Regions from separate parts of the Homo sapiens genome. Here region 1 is linked to region 2. The links are chromatin contacts, found by Hi-C or POLR2A ChIA-PET in ENCODE. All regions are on one chromosome and are shown on one strand. Each heading gives the region's core, a stretch centred on a gene start or an enhancer-like site at or near the end of the contact. The rest is flanking DNA. Distances are from core to core; before and after follow the strand shown.

Region 1 (5,527 bases), core at 2,638-5,137, 220 kb before region 2:
TTGGGGCTTATTCACTAAGGGATACATCAAACTTTATCCCCAGTATGAAAATCCAGACATAAGACCCTCCCTGGCCCTCGAATGACATTTTCACATACATCATATTCCATGTCCCACTCCTTCCCGTTCTTGTTTTTTCCTTCACTGTGTAGACTGCACCACTCTTTCCCATTCTTCAAATGCCAAATCTGAATAATTTAACAGGACAGCACATTTGGAAGAAAATAGGAAGAGAAAAGAAAAAAAGAAGACAAAAACAATCCTGCTGAATTTATTTTATTAATTTATTTTTTGAGACAGGGTCTTGCTCTGTTGCCCAGACTGGGCTGCAGTGGCACAATCACAGCTCACTGCAGCCTCAATTCTCCTGGGCTCAAGCAATCCTCCCCCTTAGCCTCCCAAGTAGCTAGGACTACAAGCAAGCGCCAATTCCCAGCTAATTTTATTTTATTTTTGTTAAGAGGTCTCCCTGTGTTGCCCAGGCTGTTCTCCAACTGCTGAGCTCAAGTGATTCTCCTGCCTCGATCTCCCAAAGGGCTGAGTTTACAGGCGTAAGCCAACACACCTGGCCCTCTGAATTTAATTTTTAAAGTAAAAACTGCTTAAGTGCTTACTGTGTGCCAGGCACTGTGCTAAGCAGTTTCCATAACTTTTTAATCCTCAGAAAAACTCTATGAGTTAGTATTTTTACTTTTGAAGATGAGGAAAGTGAGGCACCAAGAGATTAGGTTATATTCAAAAAGCACCTCAGAGAGTTGGGGACAGGGAGAAAAGTGACAAATCACTCCTTATCCAGGGCTTTGAAAATTGTTTCCCCCGAAAAAGCAGTAAAAAATGTGTTTACCAGGGTCTCTCTTCTTTCCTAGGGTCTTTCTTCTTTTAAGTTTTTACATATCTGTACTGGAAAGACAAGTACAAGTGGTTTTGTTTTGTTTTGTTTTTTTTTGAGACGGAGTCTTGCTCTGTCGCCCAGGCTGGAGTGCAGTGGCGCTATCTTGGCTCACTGCAAGCTCTGCCTCCTGGGTTCACGCCATTCTCCTGCCTCAGCCTCCCGAGTAGCTGGGACTACAGGCACCTGCCACCATGCCCGGCAACTTTTTTGTATTTTTAGTGGAGACAGGGTTTCACTGTGTTAGCCAGGATGGTCTCGATCTCCTGACCTCATGATCCGCCTGCTTCAGCCTCCCAAAGTGCTGGGATTACAGGCGTGAGCCACCGCGCCTGGCCAGACAAGTGTTTTTTCTATACTTTCACTCACAACACTCAATACTTCCAGAACACTTCGGACAAAATGTATGGGATTTTCCCCACACCAACCAATTCTCTGATAGCAGCCAGGTGTCTTACAATTAAACTCAATTCTGATACCACCTATTTGGATATGGCCTCAGATCCCAAAGGTTAAGGGCTCAGTCCCATAATACTGTCCCTACCCCGACTTTAGATGCCAATCACAAGTTCAAGTTGTCACCTGCACTTCTGACTGTCTATAAATCAAAGGCTACCACGATCCCCCCGCCCAGTTTGATGATTTGCTAGTGTCTCACAGATATGGGGAAAGAGTTTAGTTACCATTGCTGATTTATTACAAATACATTTTAAAGGATACAAATAAATAGCCAGATAAAGAAGTAATCTGGAAGGGTCCCAAGTGCAGGGCTGTCCTCATGGAGTTGGGGTAACTCTCCTGGCATGTGGATGTTGTCGGCAACCCAGAAAATCTCCAAACCCTCAACTTCAGGGATCTTTATGGAGACCCCACCACGTAGGCATGATGGATTATTAACTCCATGTCCAATTCCTCTTCTCCTCCCTGAAGGATGGGGGTGAGGTGGGGCTGAAAGTTCCAGGCTTCTAATCTTGGCTTGGTGTTTCTGGTGACCAGGCCCCATCCAGGAGCCCACCAATAATTGCCTTATTAGAACAAAAGATGATCCCGTCACCCAGGAAATTACAAGGAATTTAGGTGCTCTGCGTTAGGAACCAGGGCAGATTTCACAATATTGATCCGAAATGTAAGCTCCACCAGGGCTAGACTCTGCCTTGTTCACTGCTATATCCCTGGGGCCTACAACAATGTATATATGGTAACCACTTATTAAGCATTTGTTGTGTGAATAGTTATAATAAAAATCCATCCTGCCTAGGCATTCTGGCTTTTTTGAATCGCTCTTCCTTCTTTTCTACCCTCTTCCGACACCTGTTTCTTGTCAAGCCTTTCATTAAGCTACTCCTTTTCAGCCCTGGGCACAAGAAAACAAAACTGAGCTAAACACTTTTTTGGTGAAAGCCAAAAAACCACTCATGAATGCTAATTATCCAGCATTCGCCTGTTTACATGTACGTATGATCAGAGGGTACACTTCATCCTCTTGGGTATTCATTCATTCCCATATTCACACATACTTATTAGGTGTCTATTATGTGGCTGACACATGGTAGGGGTTACAGAGGTAAGACACACAAGGTTCCTGTCTACGTGGGAAAGAGACAATAAACAACACAGTGGTAGGCACTGTTAAGAAGAGAAGAGAGAATATTGGAAGTGAGGCACATTTCAGTTACAGTGGACAGATGACATTTGAGTAAAAAACTGAATGAAGTAAAGAAACTCATCATGTGACAATCTCAGTGAAGAGTATTTCAGATTGATGAACTCACACTCCAGGTTGAAGAACAAGAGGCCTGTTTAGCTAGAACAGTATGAAAGAGGTGGAGAGGGGCAGAAGATGAGGTCAGAAACATAGGCAAGGTCTGCTCAAGGGTCTGACGAGATTTTATTCTTAATGTGATGGGAAGCCACTGGAATGCTTCAAATACAATAGTGACTTAAGGGGTTTACCTTTTAAACAAGCTCTCCAGCTCCTGAATCAGAATACATGAAGTCTCCACGTGTGCTTTACAAATATTTTTGTAAAGAAGTCTCTACTAGGTGCTTTACAAATATTTTATCATTAAAAAGTAATTACTTGTGCTAACTTTGAAATCCCAAATAAGTGGATGGGAATCCTGGCTTCACTACCTACCAGCTGTGTGATCTTAGTCACCTTAATATCCCTGGACTCAATGTCCCCGTCAGTAGCAAAGAAATTATTATAATTTCCTCGATTACTTGTGAGATCAGGGATTATTCACTCATTTGTTTATTCGAAATATTTAGTGTGCCAGGAACCATGCTAGTTGCAGAGAAAAAAAGGGTACAGCCTCTGCTATCAGGAACTTACCGTCTAGCGGGGAAGACTTGATACAAATCAACCACGTACAGCCGTGTGCAGGCTAAGACAGTTTATAAAAGGATGTGGTAAGGGAACAGTTTGGGAAGGCTTCTCTGAGCAAATGAAGTTAGTGTATACAAAACTCAGTATACACTAGGTATTTGTATTATTGCTACTAGTCGCAGGTAGGGTTCAAATCCTGGCTCTGCCATTTACTAGCTTTGCAAATTTCTCCTTTTGAGCCTCAACTTCCATGTCTGAAAATGAGGACAACAGTATGTAGCTATAGGGCTATTGTGATAATTACATGAGATACCCCCTGTTAAGATTACTGTCCAGTGAATGGCAATAGTCAGCACCCATTGAATGTCCACTCTTAATACTGTTGTTAATTTTGAGTCCTCTGAATGGAATAAAAGACCGCAGCCAGGTCTGGAACTCCGCTGGCTCCCCCTTCTTACTTCCTCTCGTTTTCTGGGGTCGTCAAATTCCCACCACCCCCGGTCGCCAAGAGCCGGCCCACATCACTGACCTTCTCAACCTTCTTCGGCCCCTTCACCAGTTCATGCCTCTTGGGGATTGTTCCCCCGTCGCAACCCATCGCAGGACGGGAGTCAGAGCCAGCAGCAAACCCCCAAAGCTGTCACTTCCGGGATTTCCGGCGAAATCCGCAGCCACTTCCGGCGCACCGCCGTGACGCAGCACGCTGGTCGTGGCGTAGCGGGGCGGGGCGGGGCGGCACGCTAGGCGCGGCGTAGCGGGGCAGGGCGAGGCCGTTACCAAGTGCCGGTTGTCATGGAGAGCGTCGCTTGGAGGCTGGGCGTGGGCGGGTTTCCTCGTTCCCGTGAGACCCTGGGTTTCTGCTGCACAATCGGAATCACTCGCCCACGCTCCGGGAGGGCAGCGAGGGCGTGGGCGGCCCGTGCGCATCCACCGCTCTTTGACCCTATCCCACGCCAGCTTGTGTGGCTGCGGAGCGGGCACATCCCTGGACTGAGAGCGCCTTGAGGAAAAGGGCCGCCCTCCTGTTTCTGCGATTAAGGATGCCTATGAACGGAATCTGCTGTATCAATGGACATTTTTGTGTTTAAAAGGAGAACGCATCTTTCTTGAGCGCCAACTGTGACTCAAGCACTCACAACAAATCTTGTGAAGTGATGTTACAACAGATTCTAGGAAGTAAGACCCTCCCTTAAGGCCTGGAACTTTCTGGTGTTGCCATGCATATTGTAGATGGCATGTGTGTGAAATTTTGCATACAGTTTGTGCGTGTGTGTATTTCATTCACAGTTTCCTGAAGCCCAGGCTAAAAAAATTTTATTAACAATCAAGTATCATTAATAGACGATATAATAGTTCTTATAAAATATACACTGATGTTGCCATGCCCGTTCCAAGAGTCAGGCTGTATTTTATCTATAAGAACACAAATCCCTTGCTAAAAATTCATGATTGTCTGTCTGCTCTTAGGCGATTGTCTATCTCTCTGTTTGTTCCTTTAATTATTATAAATATTATGGGAAAGTGCCTATAATCCCAGCACTTTGGGAGGCCGAGACGGGAGGAGCACCTGAGCCCAGGAGTTCCAGGTCAGCCTGGACAACATGGTGAGACACCATCTTGAAAGAAAAAGAAAAATTAGCCAGGCGTTGTGGTAAGCTTTTGTAGTCCTAGCGGCTCCGGAGGCTGAGGGGGTAGGAAGGATTGCCTGAGCCCAGGAATTCAAGGTTGCAGTGAGCTTATGATTATGCCACTGCACTCCAGCCTAGGCAACAGAGCAAGACTCTGTCATTAATATGTATGTATGTATGTATGTATGTATTTGTACATATATATGATGGGAAAATTTCTCCATTGCCAAGAAGGCAGATCTTTATGATTGGATATTACCCTATTGACCTACGTGAAACATAAAAACGCTGAAAATATTTTTTACTTGGGAAGAGTTGCCCAGAAAATACGTGGATGTGGAAACTTCAAGGGCTATATGTAAGCTTGGGGTACTTGTTACTGTGATTAATGAGAATTTTAAAAAATAATCCCTTTAATTAGTTGGTCTCTGATTGATTTATGATTTATTTCTATGCTAACCACAATAACTGTAAGCTCTATGAGGGTAGGGACTTCATTTTGTTTTGTTTTGTTTTAGACAGAGTCTCGATCTGTTGCCCAGACTGGAGTGCAGTGATGTGATCTCGGCTCACTGCAACCTCAACCTCCCAGGATCAAAGCGATTCTCCTGCTTCAGCCTCCCCAGTCGCTGAGATTACAGGCGCCCGCCACCATGCTGGGCTAATTTTTGTATTTTTAGT
Region 2 (5,186 bases), core at 2,214-4,713:
CTGGTAGGGTTATCACAAGGAGCAAATGCCTGTGAAGTGCTTAGCACAGTCCCTGGCGTGGGGTCAGCATTCTAGGCAGAAGAGTACTTTTACTTCGCATAATACTCATTTGAAAATCCTCTATGCCCTTGCTCTTTAAGATGGGGACCCCCAACCAGCAGCCACGTCCCCGAGGAGCTTGTCGGAGTTAGAAATGCAGACTCTTAGTCCCTACCTTGGACCTGCCGAATCAGATTCTGCACTTGCACAGGATCCCAGGTGATGCTCGTGGGCCTTCCAGTTTGGAAGTGCCCCTGCAAGCTAAAACATACAGGGAGGAGAGGGGGACTAGTTTTGATGATGAAAACCTGCTGGCAGCAGCATATTGGTGCAAAAGGACATCAGCCCCAGGATGCAGAATATACCATGACCCTAACTAGGTGGGTGCTCCTGGACAACCATATCACCCCTCCAAGGCTAAATTTCTTCATTTGTAAAATGACTCACCTATTTTAGAGGTTTGCTAATGGGATAAAATGAAATAGTGTGAAAACTGATATAAGAGTGAAAAGTAAGTTATTTTTATCTTGTTTACATAGAAAAAAGACATAATCCCTATAGCTATTCATATCACTTTCAAGTAATTAGATTCCCCATTCTCTACATTTACCCACTGAGCGGCCATGGAAAGTCCTGTAATTTAGTGTCTTGATTAAAATAATGGAGAACGACAGTGGCCCGGGAACCACAAACCTGGTATTTTTGGAAACTAAATGGGAGAGTTTTGTAGTTTGGCTAAAAGGCATTGCCCTAGAAAAGACTAGCACTGTGATCAATGGAGCTGTTTATGCCACTTACAAAGTCATCACTGAATTGCAGTGAAACATACCATGGCCGTGTGCAGGAGTCACCAGAATGATTCCAGGGTGTATTTCAATGTAACACACGTTTAGCAGCCATAAAAGCTTTTTATTATTTCCAAACATCATAACCAAAGCAAGAAAGGAATGGTTTTGCTTATATTAGCAGAAAATCTTCAAGTATTAAAGAACCCCAGTATATGCTAGTGCAAGATAAACACACAATTGCACCCCAAGACACAGCTTAATATAAGAATTTGTGACAGGGGGAGATATGGGGACAGCCAGAAAGCACAAATTGAAGTTATCTTGGGCAGAAAAGGATCTGACAATGCGAGCACTAGTCAGCCAGTCTCACCCTTTGCTCCCAGGAATGAATTCCTGTACTTGATAGGATATAGACATTGATAACAGGGTCACTCAACTTTAACACAATGCCAAGCAAAAAGGGAAAAGAACAAAAAAACTTTCTCTTTCATAGATAATATTGAAGAAGTCCTGTGATAGAGATGCAATTACTATAAGCAAAAACAAGGGCTCCCAAGAAAGTCACACAGTGGTTCTACGGTTTCTCAAACTATCTTAAGCTACAGTAAAGCAATTTCTTGTGATACACACACACACACACACACACACACACACACACACACACGTATATACATGTACCCCAACCCATGATTTCCTTTCTTGTTTTAAAGGCTAAAAGTAAATGATAGAAAAAAAGAAGTTATTTTAAAAAGATTAATCTATACCTTAAAATAGCAAGGTATCAAAATACACGTACACAAGTATATTCTGATTGTCCAAAGCACTTTCTCTCTTTCGTTAGAGTTTTGAAGGTTGTCTTAGATTTAATCCATAAAAACAAAACAACAACACACACCAACACAACAACAGAAAAATAGAAGTGGGTTACATCCTCATGCTACCTTTGGGGGTGGGGACAACTGAAGGGATATGGGGGTAAGAAAAGGGGAAAACGGCATAGCATTGCTCCTTTCACAAAGAGACAATTGTCTAACTGTAAATAGAATAATAGAGTAGAACTCAGTCTCCTACGGAGTTATAAGTGCAAAGCTATCTCTCCGTGTAGCTGGCAGCAGGAGGTCGTAGCTGTAACAGGTTTGCTTGCAAGAGATCTGAACCACCCTTATTGTTCATGAGAATCCTTCAGTCTGGTCTGGCCTGGAGCATGAAGACGTGGGTGTGGAGCAGATGAGCAGACAGGCGTCGCACACCCTGGGTGTTTGGAAATGAGTGCAGAGAGCATGCAGAGAAGCCTTCGCTGATTTCTCCCAGTGACTATTTGGGAAATCAGAGTTTGTGACTTACCCATCTTGGAATCCTTTCAGAGAATCTGTTGTTCACCAATTTTCCCCTTTAAAAGGCTTTGTAAACTTAAAAACAAACGACAAGTACAATCATGGCTGTTAACACATTTTTATATTTTCTAAGTATATATATTTTTCTTTCTAAACACCTCACGTGGATGGAAAGTCAAAAGTGACCCGACTGATGATCATTTCCATGGCCCTGCATCCTATCCCAAGTTCATGCCGTTGCAGCCACAGAGAATCTCCCTAAAGGTGTTGCGCAATTCCAGGCTCCGGAAAGCGTAGATGAGTGGGTCGATGACGGAGTTGCACATGATGAGGACCAGGTAGGTGTTGAAGTGGGCAGTGTAGCAGATGCAGTAGGGGTTGGTGGGGCAGGTGATGATGAGGACCAGGTGGAGGAAGAAGGGGGCCCAGCAGAAGATGAACACGCCCAGGAGAATGGTGATGGTGACTGCCCCCTTCATGCATGAGTGTTGCTGTGGGGCCACCCCGTCGGCAGGTGGCAGTGCTGCTATGCGCTTGACGTGCAGCCGCGCAAAGAGGAACATGTGCACGTAGAGGGTGCCCATGAGGAGCATCATGGCGAAGAACATGGTGATGAGGCACACAATGACCATTTTGCTCTCCGAGTAGACGATGAACACCACGCCACAGACGCCGCAGCAGACCCAGATGGCCACGATCAAGGTGAGGGCCTTCCTCACGGTCATGATGCTGTGGTAGCGGAGCGCGTAAAAGATGGTGACGTACCTGTCGACGGCGATGGCCAGGAGGTTGCAGATGGAGGCCACCAGGGAGATGCAGATCATGGAGTCGAAGATGTTGTCCATGTGCTGGATAAACTGGTCCTCGAAGGTCAGGTAGTCGCTGTGGACGATGGCGATCATGATGGTCTCCAGGGCATTGGACACACTTACCAGCATGTCGGCCACCGCCAGGCTGCAGAGAAAGAAGTACATCGGGGAGTGCAGGTTGCCGTTCCTGACCACGGCCAGGATAACCAGGATGTTTTCCAGCAGACTGACGATGCCCAGAGACAGGAAAACCTCGGGCTTGATGAAGACCTGCTCACAGAAGGCGCTGCTGCTCTGGTTGCTGAAGAAAGGGGCTTGGAGGTGCTCCGAGCCATTAGGCAGTGTTGGCTGAACAGAGGGCAGGCAGCACGAAGCATTCATTGCTGTCAGAAGGGCTGATCCGAGCTGGGGCTCCAGCAGGGTCCGTAGGAAGCTGCTGCTGCTCACAGGAAAGACAAAATCTCCCTCCAGATACGTCTTTTGGATGCTCATTCAATCTGGCCTTAGAGTTTATTCTCCTCTAGAATAAAAGGATGGGGAGGGTAGAGAGACAGATAGTGAGAGAGGGTGGAGGAAGAGACAGAGAGAGAGAGAGACATACACACAGAGAGAAAGAGCGAAGGGGGAAGAGAGAGAGAGAGGGAGAGTAGCTAGTTAGTAGCTAGCATGCAAGTTTGTAGCTTGGAGACATAGGGAGAACTTTGCTGTTCCAGGAGGAGCAGTTTTTATCTTGTTTACATAGAAAAAATACACCATAGGGTCTCTTACCAGCTGTCTTCCTTCTGTCTCCCTCTCACCCCTCTGTTTGTCTCTCCTCACTTCCCCACCTGGGAACAGAAAACCTGCCACCGGCTGCTACAGTTACAGCTCTTTTCATGGCAAGACAGGGGATGTGTTACTTGTCGCTAGAAGTGAAGGGAGAACACTCAGGTTTTTCATATTGGCCAAGGGCAAACAACTCCTACTTAATCTTCAGCGCAGCAGAATGACCACTGAGCATCGGGCACCTCTCTGACTGACAGCAGGTACCTGGCCCTGAGGATTCTGCAGGGAGATTAAGAAGCAGACTAGTGCCCTCTGCAGGCCGCACGGCTGTCTGCTTGCTGGCTTGGCTTAGCCCTTTGTGTTTGTCATGGAAACTGCCACAGGCATCCACTCATCTGTTCATTTGTTTGTTTATTTGTTAGTTCATTCATTTGTTGTTGTTGTTTAGCAAACATTTATTGAGCGCCTACTATGTGTCAGGTCTCTGCTGAGTGCAGGAAATACAGTGGTGAGCAAGACAACAGCCACTATCTCAGGCTTCCCCGAACTCAGAGTCTGGGGTGGAAGAAGAGGAATCAATAAATGCTTGAATCAGGAAAGTCCAGGAAACCAGGGATGCAAAGAGGAAGAGCCCTAACCCGGACTGTCAAAGTTCCTGGAGGAAGGAGCACCTATGCTTTGACTTCAAGGAGGAAGAGGTCATATCCAGTTTGGGGTGGGTGGTGGGGTGGGGGCTGGAGCTGGAGGAGGTAGAAGAGGACTCCAGGCAGAGGGAATCACACGTCTGCAGCCTGGAGGCAGAGAGCACCCTGGCCATAGAAGTCATCACAGATTGTGGATGTGGAGATCCCATTTGACCCGCGGAGTCAGAATCACCCAGGTGTAAGACCTGAACAAGTGTGTTTGCAATTTTTGACAGGTGAGCTGGGGCATAGTCACAGTTGAGCTCCACTGAAAAAGAATCTTGGGCTTTTGAAAGTGCTGAAAGTAGTCTGCTCTGGTCAGAGCATGGAAATAGGAGACACAATCTGAGAAATGAGGCTGCACAGTTTCTTAAAAAGTTGAGAGGTGCCTGAATCCTGAAGGACAGCCTCAGCCAGATGTGAGAATTTGGACAGTACCTTGACAGCAATGGGGACTGTGGAAGAAACATAGGTAGGGCAGGAATGAGATGGGGTCTGCATTTTAGAAATATTCCTGGTTGCAGGGTGGAGAATGAATTAGACAGACTGAGCATGTAGGCCAGGGAGTCCGGGGCAGAGGGTGTTGCAAAGACCCAGGGTGAGATGATGGTGGCCTGGAGCAAGGGAGTGGCCATGGGGACTTGGAAGACTTGGAGGGTGGTCAGAGAGATTCAGAAGGTTGGATAATGCAGCTTCAGAACTGATGGGTTATGGGATCATGGGAGAGGGAGCAGTCAGAAACACCTGTACTTCTTTCTTACATAATGG

Evidence for each region. A loop is a pair of places that touch in the nucleus more often than their neighbours do. ChIA-PET counts read pairs that join two places held with the same protein, here RNA polymerase II (POLR2A). Pooled maps may share reads with other maps.
Region 1: a loop to region 2 is called in a map of Caco-2, with 14 times the contacts of the local background. The contact joins the promoter of RTF2 here to the promoter of MC3R in region 2. A Hi-C loop is called at or near these places in 1 of 168 maps with a recorded cell type or tissue (Caco-2) and 4 of 50 pooled maps. POLR2A ChIA-PET finds 5 or more read pairs at or near these places in 1 of 52 experiments (OCI-LY7).

Annotation. Positions count from the first base shown.
Region 1 is chr20:56,466,987-56,472,513 of GRCh38, reverse strand. RTF2 (replication termination factor 2) reads right to left here and starts at 3,887. Exons shown (of 9, transcript NM_016407.5): 1 at 3,748-3,887. The coding sequence starts at 3,816.
Region 2 is chr20:56,247,009-56,252,194 of GRCh38, reverse strand. MC3R (melanocortin 3 receptor) reads right to left here and starts at 3,463. Exons shown (of 1, transcript NM_019888.3): 1 at 2,380-3,463. The coding sequence starts at 3,351. The coding sequence ends at 2,380. RefSeq lists a silencer at 3,993-4,062.